3 separate regions of the Homo sapiens genome follow, and all the other regions are linked to region 1. Evidence: chromatin contacts called from ENCODE Hi-C data. All regions are on one chromosome and are shown on one strand. Each heading gives the region's core, a stretch centred on a gene start or an enhancer-like site at or near the end of the contact. The rest is flanking DNA. Distances are from core to core; before and after follow the strand shown. Region 1 overlaps NRP1 (neuropilin 1). Region 2 overlaps PARD3 (par-3 family cell polarity regulator). Region 3 overlaps PARD3 (par-3 family cell polarity regulator).

What was found. Hi-C counts contacts between places; a loop is a spot of excess contacts on that map. Pooled maps may share reads with other maps.
Region 2: a loop to region 1 is called in a map of ascending aorta, with 2.4 times the contacts of the local background. The contact joins two enhancer-like sites. A Hi-C loop is called at or near these places in 1 of 168 maps with a recorded cell type or tissue (ascending aorta) and 1 of 50 pooled maps.
Region 3: a map of endothelial cell of umbilical vein shows a loop between it and region 1 (3-fold over the local background). The contact joins two enhancer-like sites. A Hi-C loop is called at or near these places in 1 of 168 maps with a recorded cell type or tissue (endothelial cell of umbilical vein), 5 of 37 single-sample maps with no recorded cell type and 8 of 50 pooled maps.

The regions. Positions count from the first base shown.
Region 1 is chr10:33,189,897-33,194,878 of GRCh38, reverse strand. NRP1 (neuropilin 1) reads left to right here. Exons shown (of 17, transcript NM_003873.7): 13 at 2,461-2,598. Among named protein-coding and RNA genes, the nearest start is that of IATPR, 76 kb to the right of the region's middle. Within about 2 kb of position 1,383, at least 17 of the 41 ENCODE cell types and tissues checked have a DNase peak (open chromatin) inside an H3K27ac peak, as active enhancers do; they include endothelial cell of umbilical vein, where a contact is called at or near this core.
Region 2 is chr10:34,278,377-34,282,910 of GRCh38, reverse strand. All of the region lies in intron 21 of PARD3 (par-3 family cell polarity regulator), which reads left to right. Among named protein-coding and RNA genes, the nearest start is that of LINC02629, 380 kb to the right of the region's middle. Within about 2 kb of position 2,235, at least 11 of the 41 ENCODE cell types and tissues checked have a DNase peak (open chromatin) inside an H3K27ac peak, as active enhancers do.
Region 3 is chr10:34,525,359-34,529,903 of GRCh38, reverse strand. All of the region lies in intron 2 of PARD3 (par-3 family cell polarity regulator), which reads left to right. Among named protein-coding and RNA genes, the nearest start is that of PARD3, 290 kb to the left of the region's middle. RefSeq lists enhancers at 1,183-1,758, 3,149-3,904. Within about 2 kb of position 3,048, at least 9 of the 41 ENCODE cell types and tissues checked have a DNase peak (open chromatin) inside an H3K27ac peak, as active enhancers do; they include endothelial cell of umbilical vein, where a contact is called at or near this core.

The sequences.
Region 1 (4,982 bases), core at 134-2,633:
CTCCTTTTCTCTCTCCCTTTCTCCTTTCCTCTGTCCTTCTCTCTTTCTTTTCCCTTTCTATAAATGTTTATGGGTGGTTTGTGTGTTTGTCTTTCTAGCCAGGCTGGAAGTTTCCACATTGAACCTCTCACTCCATAACCCTCCCCAACAAAAGGCATTGATCTAAAAACATATCCTTTAAATAACCAAATTGCCACAAGTTACATGATCAAGACAAGAAGATAAAAGAGCAGTAAAATACAAAAACTTAGAGCGGTTCACCTGGTTAAATGTACAGGATGGGGAAGGACATTGGAAGGTAAAGGCAGACTGTCATTCTCTGAAGCGAGAAGTGCCTGAAACATTTTTTCAGGCAAAGCGGTTCCATGTCCTGGTCATTTCAAAAATATCCAAGTTCCTACATTTTATGGTATCATCAGAATATGAAGAGCCAAAAGAATGGATGATGTCATTTTCTGTTCTATAAACAATAAATGTAATGTATTAACAAAGTAAATACAGGCAGAACTGTGTGTGCTGGGGTGGCTTTCTTTATCCTGAATGTGCATGTTTTATAAAGTACATTTAAGGAGAAAAATCAAAACCACACACACATTAACATGTTCCAATATTAACATTTTCTAACATGAGATTATGCAACAGTACATTTCAGGGTCATGGGCGTTGGCATCCAAGGTTGCTCAATCATTCAGTCACCGTTCAGTTGACTGTACTTCATCTACATAATTCAATCTTGCTGCGGAAAAGAGTGGTAAATTTTGGAGAGGGTTTCCCATGCCTTAAGAAGTCCTATTTCATGGCTATGATAGACTAGACATGAAATATATCTCTCCGATGACACTACAGCTGTGAAATATAGCCTGTTTGCACTAAATGAAAGTACTCACATTTTACACATCACATAGCTTACTAGTTTACTTTCCCAAACTGGCTCTGTCTACCCTTTGGGAGGTCACATTATCATTGGGAGAATCCAAACTGCTCCATTTGGACAGTTTTTATGGTGGATTCCTTCCAAAATTTGACATTAGCTCTAGAAAAGGGTTCCTTATAAACTAAAAATGCAAAGTAAATCATTCTTATCTATTCAATAAATCTTCCCATTAAAATTCCTCCTGCCATTGGGGGAGGGGCCATGGAGACAAGGCTCAGAGCAGAAGGCGAGATACTTTGTTAATAAACACAAGCAAGTTAAAGAAGCTCAAAATGAGATAAGGTCTTGGCCTGACCCTAATACAGCATCTAATACCAGACTTCCCTTATTGTTCATAGGGATTCTTTTGAGGCTTATTTTTAAGTTCAACGGTCCAGATGCCCCAGGCGCCTTCCTGTTTGTTTCAATGCTGCCACCTCGTGGACTGCCTAAAGTCAGTGACAAGCCTAAAGGCCCTTCGTCACTGGAGAAAACAGCTGCATCTGCGGGCTTCGTTCTTTATAGGAGGACGAAAGGAGGGGGCAGAAGCCCGAGAATTTCATCTTTAGAATTTTTTTTATTGTTAGCTTATGTTTACCAAAACAACAGTCATACTTGGAATAAGTAGCAATGATTTCATTTTTCCCATACTTAAAAGTTAAGCTCCTTTCAAAAAGAGGCTGTGTAAAATGTCAGGCTGTGGGTTTTAAAAACACCATAGTCCAACAGCACCTTGTAGGGCACACACAAGGCAAGTCATTCCCGTGAATTCATTCACGCTGTCTTTTCAGATTCCTAAGGAAGCCTTTTGAACATTAAAAAAAAGAAAAGAGAAGTAAAAACGGGTAGCTATTGAAATGGGCTTTGGATTTAGATGACCTTACATTGAGGTTTTAAGCCGGGTGAACAATTTATATGTAAATTTAGAAATTAAAAAAGCAGAAATTTATACTTAAATTAATCGACCTTATAGAAGGCATGGAAGAAAAAAAAATAATCCTAAAATGCTTAAGAGATTCTAACCCTGACATTAAAGACCTGAAGCATGAACTGGTGAGGTGGAAATAGAGAAAACCTCCTGGGTGAGGCATTTCGCCAAGTTACTTTCCACTTTTGAGGCTTCATGGGTCAATCTCTAATTAAGATTCTTTTCATTGGTGGGTATCAACTTATATGATTTATCCTCAAGAACAGAATGGCTTTCATATTAAATACTGTGGAAATGGGGAGAGTGCAGCAAATGTAATACACGTGCTTTAGAAAATAGCCTTCCTGGAGATTTTATGTAAACCCAATTTGACAGGCAGTCCATAATCCTTTTAAAGCTGGATTTTTAAAGAAATTACTAAATGTGGTTTTGCAAACATTTTGACATCTCCATGCATCTTTTGGTTTCTTGGTAATCCTGGCTTTCCTGGAATTTTCAAACAGACATAAAGTTGTATAAATCGTGCTTTCCATGAGTGAACCAAGGGCCTTTGTGACCCTAAATGATCAAATTTGCCTTTCTTTGCTTGTCTCTTATTTTTACTTCCCACCCACTGAAGAGTTTCCAACATATGGTTTTAACTGTGAATTTGGCTGGGGCTCTCACAAGACCTTCTGCCACTGGGAACATGACAATCACGTGCAGCTCAAGTGGAGTGTGTTGACCAGCAAGACGGGACCCATTCAGGATCACACAGGTATCACAGAGTTCACTTCGGCTGCATGGCTTTGCAGATTCTCTTTGATTCCGAGGCTGTGTTACTGGGAGGGTTTCTAATGTCTGTGAATTTAGGGCGGGTAGGAATTACTACAGGCGTTCACATGTGCTATTATTTTCTAGAATTAACAATGTCTCTTTCCCTAGTAGCGAGAAGCATAGGGCAAATCATAGTAATGCCCCTTGAAGTTGGCCACTGATTGGCCTCCTTGAAAACAGCAAATTGGGCAAGGATCTATGAATTAGCATTCATCTTATCCTTTTTTTTTTTTTTTTTTTTTTTGAAATGGAGTCTCACACTGTTGCCCGGGCTGGAATGCAGTGGCACTAGCTCCACTCACTGCAACCTCCGCCTCCTGGCTTCACACGATTCTCTTGCCTCAGCCTCCCAAGTACCTGGGATTACAGGCATACACCACCACACCCAGCTAATTTTTTGTATTTTTAGTAGAGACGGGATTTCACCACATTGGCCGGGCTGGTCTCGAACTCCTGACCTTGTGATCCACCCACCTCAGCTTCCCAAAGTGCTGGGATTATAGGTGTGAGGCACCGCAACTAGCCTCATCTTATACTTTTTCTGAACTTCTTATTTTGGGCAATTTCAAACATATTCACAAATGGAAAAGAAATAGTAGAATGAATTCTCTATGTGCACGACCCTGCTTCAACAATTATCAGATCATAGGAAACTTAATTTATGTCTGTCATCCCTGACTCTGAATTATTTTCAAACAAGTCCAAGCATATATTATGTCCCCTCGTTTATTTTACAACTAAAGAAACAATTCACAATGCTTGCTCTCTCCCGACCCTTGAAGGGGAGGTGGGGAAAGACGGTGTGGAATTCTTATTCACTGGGGAAAGATTGAAAGTGTAGTGTATTTCCTTTGAGCAGGTAGAAACCTCACCATGCCCTAGATCACAACCCTCCCACCACCTCCTGCCTTACTTTCTTCCTAAGATTAATTGGTGGGGGAGGAATGGGTTGGGGGACAGAAAAAGCTGGCAGCTTCTCCAGTGAACTCTATTATCTGCCCCCTTCCTGCTACCCACCTAGTCATTTCACTGCCCAACTTGAAGTACAGTATAAAGGACCAGCAGACTGGACGTGGTGGCTCACACCTGTAATCCCAGCACTTTGGGAGGCCAGAACAGGAGAATCAGTTGAGTTAGAGAGTTAGAGACCAGCCTGGGCAACATAGCAAGATACTGACACTACAAAATAAATTTTTTTTTTAAAATCAGCCAGGCATAAGGGCGCACACTTGTAGTCCCAGCTACTCAGAGTCTGTTTTAGGATCCTTTGAGCCTAGGAGTTCAAGGCTGCAGTGACCTATGATCACACCATTGCACTCCAGCCTGGGTGACAGAATTAGAACCTGTCTCTAAAGAGAAAAAAATAAAAATTAAAAATAAAGAAATAACCAGCCATGTCTGGCCCAACACACATGCACACACACACACATACACACACACACATATACACACTCACAACAAACGCCCAATCCATGAACTTCTGCACCCACTCAGAAATACTTACAGAGCACTGCTTGCTCAAGTAGTGGCTTCCCAAAAGGTACCCCAGGGGGGCATTTGCTGATGCTAGGAAATCTCATTAAATTCTCCCCATCTTGGCTCTTTGGGTGAGTGAGTCAGTGGACTGAAGGCTGGGCCAAGGGTACTTCATGCCTTTCCCATTTTGTGGTTCACTTTTCTCCCAGTGAATATAACCATTAAATAGGTTGAATAGGCCTCCTTCCACCACAGCCACCTCCTTGCCTAATGAGAATGACAAGGAAATTGGATAAAATTGGACTCCTTCAAATCTGAGACACTTTCAATTGAATCTTAAGACAGGCAGTTTTAGAAAACTTAAAATACTTTGACTGTAAATGGCACTGTACATATAAATGGCATCAAATTAACTAAATGCAATTAGCCAAAATGAAGGCAGTAATGGTGGAAAAATTGATGCAAAGTGAAGCAAAATGGCTCAGTAGGATCTGACATTCAAAGGAGGTTAAAAGCTATGTTAGCCAGAGACAAAAGCTAAAAGGCTTGCAGAAGTAAAGTGCTAATTGAGAAAATGAAGACAGAGTTCCTGACCCAGAACTGTGATAAAACCCTTGAAAGGGAAAATATCAGTGCTTTATGTGTTAGAGTATCAGAGAAGGAGAGCTTGTCGTAGATTAACAGCTGAGAAGTGCGATTCCTTCAGAAGGGTTTGACTCTTTTGTTCTCTCAGCCACCCAGATTTACTTGGCAGTTGTGCCAGGTCAGCTCCGACTAGAAAGAGCCCCTGCAGTTCTAGAAACACAATCATTTGTGTAGAGAGATGGGTGAGCCCGACATCTGAAAGGC
Region 2 (4,534 bases), core at 986-3,485, 1.1 Mb before region 1:
GTAGGACTCTTTCTAATCCTCATCAATTTTGGGATTCCCAAACTTATTAGTAAATTCACTATTTTTGGGTTTGGGTGCATAGTGTTCCTTAGTGTGTGTGCCATAGCATTTAGTGACTCAGAAGTATAAACTTCTATCCTAGAAGAGTTTCTTCTCCCTAAAGGAGGAGACTATACCAGGTAAATGTGTGAACTCAGATTCATCCACAGGCAAATATGTAATTTACTTAGAGAGTAATCTGAGCGACAGAAACATTATACCTCCCCTATATCTTGATACCTGCCACAGGGGATAGATAGCTTCATTAATCCTGTACTATTTTTCATCTTCTAAACATTTCTTCCTTGCAGTTTAAGGTGACTGCTATGTTTCCATGCAGAATTCTATCAACATTTTCCAAAATACTTTTATGATGCTTAGTCAAATATTTCCAGCCAAACAATGATTTTTACATAATGGTTTCACTTGTATTATTAATTTGCCTAAGGCACAGTTCACTTCTCAGTTTTGCTTTTAATTTCCATCTCTGTACCTCTAATGATGCAATACTTCTGGGAACTAGGTTGATCATAATGAATTTACAATGTACAGGAGGCCTAAAATAAAAATCTTTCAGGGTCAAGGAATAAGTGAATGGTCCATTAAAAAGTCAATTAGGCTCATAATTTAAGAAAATTATTATACTTTGACTTTGTATTTCAATAACAACTTTTTGCAAGTATGTTTTATTTAAACTTATGGATTTTGTAATAGAGCAAGTGAATGCAAGAAACGGACTGAACTAGGAGGTGGAGTAGGTTTGGCACTTGTATTTTAATAGGGCAAGCATTCTTCCATATGTCGTTCTTTCTGTTCTGTCTGTGGTATTGGCAGTGTTCTTTTTGAGAATGGAAACTGCAGCTTCCTTGAAAAAATTTTGACTGGAGTAATCAATAAAAATAAATAAACCACTACTTATATTCTCCTTACAACCTTTCCCTCACTGCTGACTAGTAGTGAAATACCTCTCGGGATATTATTTACCACTGTAGCTATTTGAATTCCAAAAATTATTTTGGCTAATTCCATATAAAAATAGAAAACCCAACATTCCCCCATGAGTTATGATTGTCCACAAACCAGAACTTTTTTTGCCTGTGTACATCTGGGAATCTTGAATATTGCTCAAGATATAAATATTGAAAAACTAAAAGGGCTATGAATATAATTTTAAATGTTTTTTCTTCAATGTTAAGATCTATTTAGATGGTGACAATATACTAGATTGTTCTGAGCCGGGTCCAAGATTAAGTTTGACTTCATTCTTGCTAACTTCCTTCCCTTTCTGTCACTTGCTACCAACACTGTGAGGTTGGGTCTTGAGTAAATGCCATCCATATGGGAGAAATGGACTAGGAAGATCACTGTATGGATCTGTGCTCTGCTCTACTAGCCCTGCCCTGCCTCAGACTAGAGCCTCCATGAGTATGGTCTTCTTGAGAAGCGGGGAGTCTGGGCGTGATACCAAGGGGGAAGTTAACAGGTTTTCCGACATGCTATTTTTGACTTCTCATTCTGGAGCACTGAACCTAGGTACCCTATTTTTTCAGAGATGCTGTTGGCTACATTGGAGACAGACTGAGAAACTAAGCAAAAATGTGAATTCAGTGCTTCGTGCCTCTGACTTGTGTTTCAGGCATGCCTAGGGACAGCGCCTCTACTGGCTCATTTCCACCACATGAAAGGTTTAGGCTCCAAACTCAAAACAGAACATGTTCCAATTAAGTGATCTACGTAACTTCAGGTCTACTTAGCCTCCCATACAAAGCCCCGTGATAGATTTCTCTGTCGACCAAGCATCACACGTTGGCTTTCTGTTGTTTTTGCTCCAGTGATACCTCCATGTATTTTTAAATGGTAGTATATACACTATGTGGTACAGGATTGCCCAGTGTTCAGCAGCAGAGAATGTGTTCTGTTTACAAGTATGTTTGAGAAACACTTGTTTAAACCAGTATATGCGTATCTTTCTACTCTGTTATTTCTCAAAATTCTACCAAGTTCATGTGCATTATGAGTCACCAAGATAGGAACAGAGAGTCACCATTCTCCAAACTTATTTATTCTCAAAACATCCTCTCAACCCCTCACTTTTTGCTTTTCCTGGAATACTGACATCCCACAACATTCTGAGTCACTGGGGAAATACCAAGGGCAAGTAAAGACCGTTGACTCCTGGTTCAGCGGTGTTCAGCTTACTCCTCTAACTGGCTGTGGAAACCGGAGTTGATTGTTTTCCAGAACTGCGAGCAAGTTTAAAGCAGTGTTGTAACCTGTCTCTACTTTCTGGCTTCTGTTTTGTGGACTTATGAAAGTGCGTGCTTACCACTGCTCCTCCTTTTTCAGTTTTCTCTTTCCCACCTTTCTCACTTGTTTAAAAAATGTACCTTTTTAAGCTCTAGTTCTAAGTTTATTCTAATACTAAAAACTACAGAAAAATTTGGGAGAAACCCATAAAATTACAATCAGAAAACAAAAATTTATCTGTATTAACACACTGTTAACATACTGGTCTGTGCTAATCATTTTTTTTCCTATAAAGTACACATTTTCCACACCTATGTACTTTTAAGAAGTTGACATCTATTTTCATTTTTATTTATTTTGCATTTTTATGCATTCTTAGAAAATCATATTAAATGTTTTCTGGATCACGGTCAGGTCTGTGTGAACAGACAAATGGGAAAGAGGGACAGAAAGAAGGAAAGATGTTCTGAAACATGAAATATTAGCTATGATATCTGGCCAAATTTCCCAACTCTCAAATAATATTCTCCTCATGTTATTCATTCTATTAAATGAGGTTTATAATGTTAGCTGGCTTGTATTTTGTAGTTATTCAGCCATTGAAAGCTATTACAATATTATTATCTATATCTGCATAGTAAGTTGTGCTTGGGAACATTTCCAGGGATACTGAATGCTTCTAGTGGAAATATGTAAAAGTTAATTAATTTCTTATTAAATCCTCCCAGTATAGAAGGAATATTTATAAATCTCCTTAGGAAACAGATGATCTGAAACTTTCCATTATTCAATGTTCTAATCATCTTTCAAAGCCTTGTGTTTTCAATACCAGACCGTTGAACTATCTGTGTCCTTCAGTGGGATACTCCCCATTCTTGGTGTGTCATTTTGCAAGTTTATGTGGATTTTCTGCATGCCGTTTCCTCTCTTTCTAATTTTACCAGCTGTTCTCAGTAATACCTGCTTTGGGTAATTACTTGAACTTTTTGTCATCTCAGTTGGTAGGATCCTTTTCAGCAAGTGATACATGTTTGTTTTCCTAACACTAATCTTTGCATTTAGATCACTTATTGTCATGCAAAGATTGTCTTTTAAAAATTAACCTTTTAAGAGAAACATTTTTTCTATCCTGTAGCAGCATTTTTCATGTTTCTTTGACCTCGTGAATCCTTTAGAAAAGTCAATTCTAATCAATAGGCTAAGTTTCAAGTTTTTTTAAAAAAATTTTCATTGCACAGGTAAATGAGAATTTTTAAGAATCTGTTAACCTGCTTTGTAGAACTTAACTATTTCGATAAATACTTGATTGGGTGTGTTGGCTCACACCTGTAATCCTAACACTTTGTAATCCTAACACTTTAGCAAGAGCATCACTTCAGCCCAGGAGTTCGAGGCTGCAGTGAGCTGCTGTGGTTGTGCCACTGCCCTCCAGCTTTTGTGACAGAGTGAGAGCTTGTCTCTAAAAAAAAAAAAAAAAAAAAAAGGAAAAAATATAGATGAATACTTGAGGAAAATTAAGCGTTAGGCATACTATATATCTGAAACCGATTTTATTGACAGATACTGCAAATGAAGTAGGAAAATGCAGTTTGCTTTCTGATGAGAGCTGTCCTAGATATATTTGGCTTAAGAGCATCTCTCTGCATTGGCAATAATTGTAGGTGCTTTAATATCCATGAAAGCCTGAACATTACTTGAGTGAGTATCTGTTGAGATGTGTTTGTGTCTGTTGGTTAGGGAAATATTATTCTAGTGTTTTATTAGTCAGTATAAGACAACTGGTTTTGTTGTTTCACAATATATTAAGTGTATCAGACAGTATATTAGTCTGTTCTCATGCTGCTATAAGGACATACTCGAGACTGGGTAATTTATAAAGTAAAGAGGTCTAATTGACTCAGTTCCACAGGGCTAAGGAGGCCTCAGGAAACTTACAATCATGGCAGAATGGGAAGCAAACACGTCCTTCTTCACGTGGCGGGAGAAAAGAGAAGAATGAGAGCCCAGCAAAGGGGGATGCCCCTTATAAAACCATCAGATTTTGTGAGATCTAAGTCACTATCACAAGAACAGGAGGGGGAAACCGCCCCCATGATTCAATTATCTCCACCTGGTTCCTCCCATGACACGTGGGGATTATGGGAACTACAATTCACAATGAGATTTGGGTGGGAACACAGCCAAACCATATCAGATAGTATAAGTCTTTTTAAAATTACTATTTTAAAATGTTTTTTCCCTCTCAGGG
Region 3 (4,545 bases), core at 1,799-4,298, 1.3 Mb before region 1:
AATTAGCCGGGCTTGGTGGTGCACACCTGTAATCCCAGCTTCACAGGAGGCTGAGGCAGGGGAATTGGCTTGAACCTGGGAGGTGGAGGTTGCAGTGAGCCAAGATTGCACCACTGCACTCCAGCCTGGGTGACAGAACAAGACTCCATCTCAAAAAAAAAAGTAAAGTAAAAAATATATTCTTTGCCTTATGATTTTCTTAATAATATTTTCATTTCTCTAGGTTTACTTTATTATAAGAATTCAGTGTGGAATACATATAACACACAAAATAGGTGTTAACTGTTTCATGATAGTGGCTAGGCTTCCAGTCAACAGTAGGCTTTGGTAGTTAAGTTTTTGGTGAGTCAAAAGTTATACTCAGATTTCGACTGTGTGGGGGGTTTGCATCCCTGCATTGTTCTAGGGTCACCTGTTTAATAGCACTGGGGTGATAATGCACATGTGTCCTTGTTAGAGAAAGAGCTCATGGGCCTCCTTGTGGTGTTGAGTACTGCTGATCCAGCTATTCCATGCTACTTTTCTTTCCCTAGTTTTGTGAAACCCTGTTTCCTTGATTTTATTTATATTCTTTAGTCAGTTCTCAAAATCCTTTGAAAGTGGTTTGGAGGAAGGGAAGAGGAACCTGCAATCTCAGCAGTTACCCAGGTTTGAGTTCTGATTTCCATGGGTGATCCGCATTCAGATTGGATGAAACCTGTGGCTTCAATTGTACCTAAGTGTGGACGGCACCCAATTACAAGTAGTTAGCCTCGAACTCTTTTTTGTACCATGGACTCCCATCTCCAGTTGTGTCCCAGGAACTGGCTGAGAGCATGTGATAGTTTTCCCTGTAACTGAATGCATCATCTTTTGTTTTTGTTTGTCCTTGTGCCTGTCCTCTGCCCAACCACCCAAATGACAAACCTAGACACCTAAAATCTGTCATTTTCCTTCATAATGGCACCCATCCACCACATACCAAGTCCTTTTAAATAAGTCTCCATTCTGCATTTGAATAATTATACATCCTGATTGTCTTTTCACCACCTTTCCATTAGCCTTGGCCCTCATGACTTCTTCATTATTAGACTAATGAGCTACGAGTGTTTACCCTCCTAGTCCTTCTCCATACCCCTTGAAACCTCGTGCAGAATAAATGCAAGTTAAACTGCTGTGTGTTAATGACACCCCGCAGTTTTCAGGATAAAGTCTATATGGCTTAACTTAGTTGTCTTTCATCTTCCCCTCTTGATTACCTCAGTCTCTTGAAACTTTCTCAAATATTAGTAACATTTCTTAAAAACTTGCTACTTACAGGAAACATCCTAAGCAATTTGTCATAATCAAATGAAATTTATGGGGAAAAAACAAAACAAAACAAAACAAAACAAAACCTATCACTACTGAGCCCAGAGGAGTGAAGAAGTTACCTAGGGCCACGCAGCTGGTGAGTTGTTTGAGGCTGACTCATCTTGAGAGCTCATTCATGATTAGCAACCTTGTGGTGGTAGAATGAGTGGAATTCCTGGCAAACCGCAGGATAAAGTGTCTCCATCTCCATTATTCTGGGTCACTTGTGTGGACGTTGTCTTGGGAAGCAAATGAAGGCAAGTAGAGGGTTTGGCTTTCCTTAGAATAGATTTTCTTTAAAACTTAAAATTTTTAAACTCTTTGTGCTTGACTAAGTCCATTAGATGGCACTAGTATTTACCTTCCAGAAGATTGGCATTAAATTTCAGTATTAAAGCAATTTGTGGATTGGGGGAAATATTTAACTTGCAAGTTATTTCTTTTACCTGTCAAATATGGGAGTGAAAAGATGGGCACACAATATTTATTCTGTGTTCAGTTTTTTAAAAACATTGCTAAACAGGTTATACTAATGAAGAGTTGATAAAAAGAATTTTATTATTTAGTTACTTTTTGAATAAACCTGCCAGTTGATTAAAATGAGCCTAATTTAATCAGTATTGTATTGCATACTGAAGATAATTTAGGCTAATGTCAAGGACACCGTTATCTCTCCTTTGTAGAAGGTGTTGAAATAATGAGAGTAGCAAAAAAGGAGTCAGAAAATGAAGTTTTTCATCTTTGCCCCTGGGTGGGTATTTAAAAATCACACCCTTCCTTCTTGCATGCAAATTAAACTGAAAGTCATTTTGTACTGTAATATTAACCTTACATTTTACAAAATAAATTTATTGAACTTTGATCTTTTGCTAATATTGGTTTGTGGTTGTCAGAATGAATTTGAGGTTTTCATTGTGTGTCATTTTCACCTGGACTTTCATTCAGAACTTGAAGTGAACAGAAGTGGTGGGTTTGATATATCTTAATTTGAAAATAAATCACTGTTAAGCAGCAACTCCTAGTTCTACTTTCTTCTTTTTTTCTGAATCACTTTTTTCTTCTCTATCTACCCTCCCCACTCCAGCCCATGTCTTAATAGAATCATCTGAATTCCTTTCTTCCTTTAAAGTAGTTAAACGGCCCTCAGTTTTTCTTGTGATGCTTTTAGATGGAAGCTAAGTCATTGCTGAGGTTCTTGTTCAAATTGTGAAGTCAGCAGGTAAAGGGATTATGAACTCCCAAGTGAGTCCCCTATACAAAGGGCAGGTTGCCTTGGAAACAAGGCTAGTTCTTAGAGTTGGAAATACCATCTTGTCTTTAAATGCCAGGGCTGGTGATGTGCTGACCCCTGCTGCATCATCTCTAGACCTAACATTGTGTGGAGAAGTTTTCCATGACTTTGTGCAAATTGCTTAACTGCTTCCCAGTTCTGATTGATTGGCCAAAGCCACAGCCAAGTTTTCTTTTCTAGTGCTTCTCATTTTAAATATAATTTGCAAAATTTAGGACTAAGGAAGTGATCCTTCAAGTTTCTATTTTAGAATGAAAAGTTTTCCACTACTGATTGCCAAAAAATAAAGTATAGAGTTTACCAGATGGCAAGACATTTTAGTGATGAGTCATTTTTTACAAGTTCAACAATGGAATGAGTGATGCGTTAAGGAAGCCCAACGAGGGAATGTCTCGGTTCTGTGAGATGGTATTACTTGATGGTAGAGACGGAATTACCCTTGTTTCTGACGACACTGGATATGAACTGTAGCAGGGAGCTCAACGGTACAAGTTGGTAGGAGGAGGCAGTTGTAGCTTAAGTGGGACTCCTACTTTCCCTGCATCTAAACATTCGTAACTTGCTGGTGGCACAGCAGGAGGAGGGTTTGAGGGTGGTGTGTGGGTATGGAGACAAGGGCTCCCCACCCGTGGAACCAAGCCCTGGTTTACTATATCCAGCTAGCTGAAGAGGTAAAAAGACTAGAAAGAAAGGGCCTTCCTAACTAAAGATCTCAGCTCTGAAAGACTAGAAAGGAAGGGCCTTCCCACTAAGGATCTCAGCTCTGTTTTTGTGGACTCACCAGTGGATGCAGACATTCAGAGGAGCAGGAGAGCAGGGCATGCTCCTGCCTGGTCGTGACTGTCCTGCTATGTTTCTGGGTTGTGCATTCACATTGGCAGCTTTTCATGCCCTGGGACTATTACAGCGTAGGGACTGGGGGAGATTTCAGGATGTGACTTATGCCTGGGAGTGAAGGGAGTGGTGTTTAGTGGAGATTAGGAAGAAGATGGAAAGTATTTCACCCCCAGTTGCTTGCTCACTAACGTTTAACATTGTGATTGGTGCTGTGGGTTTTGGTGGTGGTTGTCTTTTAATTACAGTTTAGAGAGGCTGTGTGTGTGTCTGTGTATGAGAGAAAGAGAGATTTTGGTTTATCTCGTTAAGACCTATCTATTTCCTACATGGTGTTGGATTTTTTTTTTTTTTTTTTTTTTTTTTGATACGGAGTCTCTCTCTGCCACCAGGCTGAAGTGCAGTGGTGCGATCTTGGCTCACCGCAACCTCCATCTCCCACGTTCAAGCGATTCCCCTTGCCTCAGCCTCCCGAGTAGCTGAGACTGCAGGTGTGTGCCACCACGCCCAGCTAATTTTTGTATTTTTAGTAGAGACGAGGTTTCACCATGTTGGCCAGGATGGTCTCCATCTCTTGACCTCATGATCTACCTACCTCTACCTCCCAAAGTGCTGGAATTACAGGCATGACCCACCATGCCTGGTGGACTTTTGATTAATAAAAATATTTTGGCCGGGCACAGAGGCTCACGCCTCTTAGAAAAAAAAAATCTTTTTTTTTTCTTTTAAGCAAAATCCCTACTGCAGACTGTGTTGTTAATTTAAAGAGTTACTATTGAGGGATTCTCTTATTTATCATTTGTTAATGCAGGCATTTCTGGATACACGTAAACATATGAATTGTCAAGCTAAATTGTTCACAGATTAGAACACTATGCTGTTGACCCCTGTTTCCACGTTACTCCCTCTTAGATATGTTGGAAGGTTGGCAGAGTGGCAAGGCTGGAACATATACCCATAGGTGAGGTACTGCTCTAATATCACAAACCATGGGGCTAGAGCCTGAGACGGGTTTGAGGTCAAGTTTCCTGGTACTGTGTACGAGAAAGTCTATCCACACTTTGCCATTCTTGGCTTAGCCAGTAGGA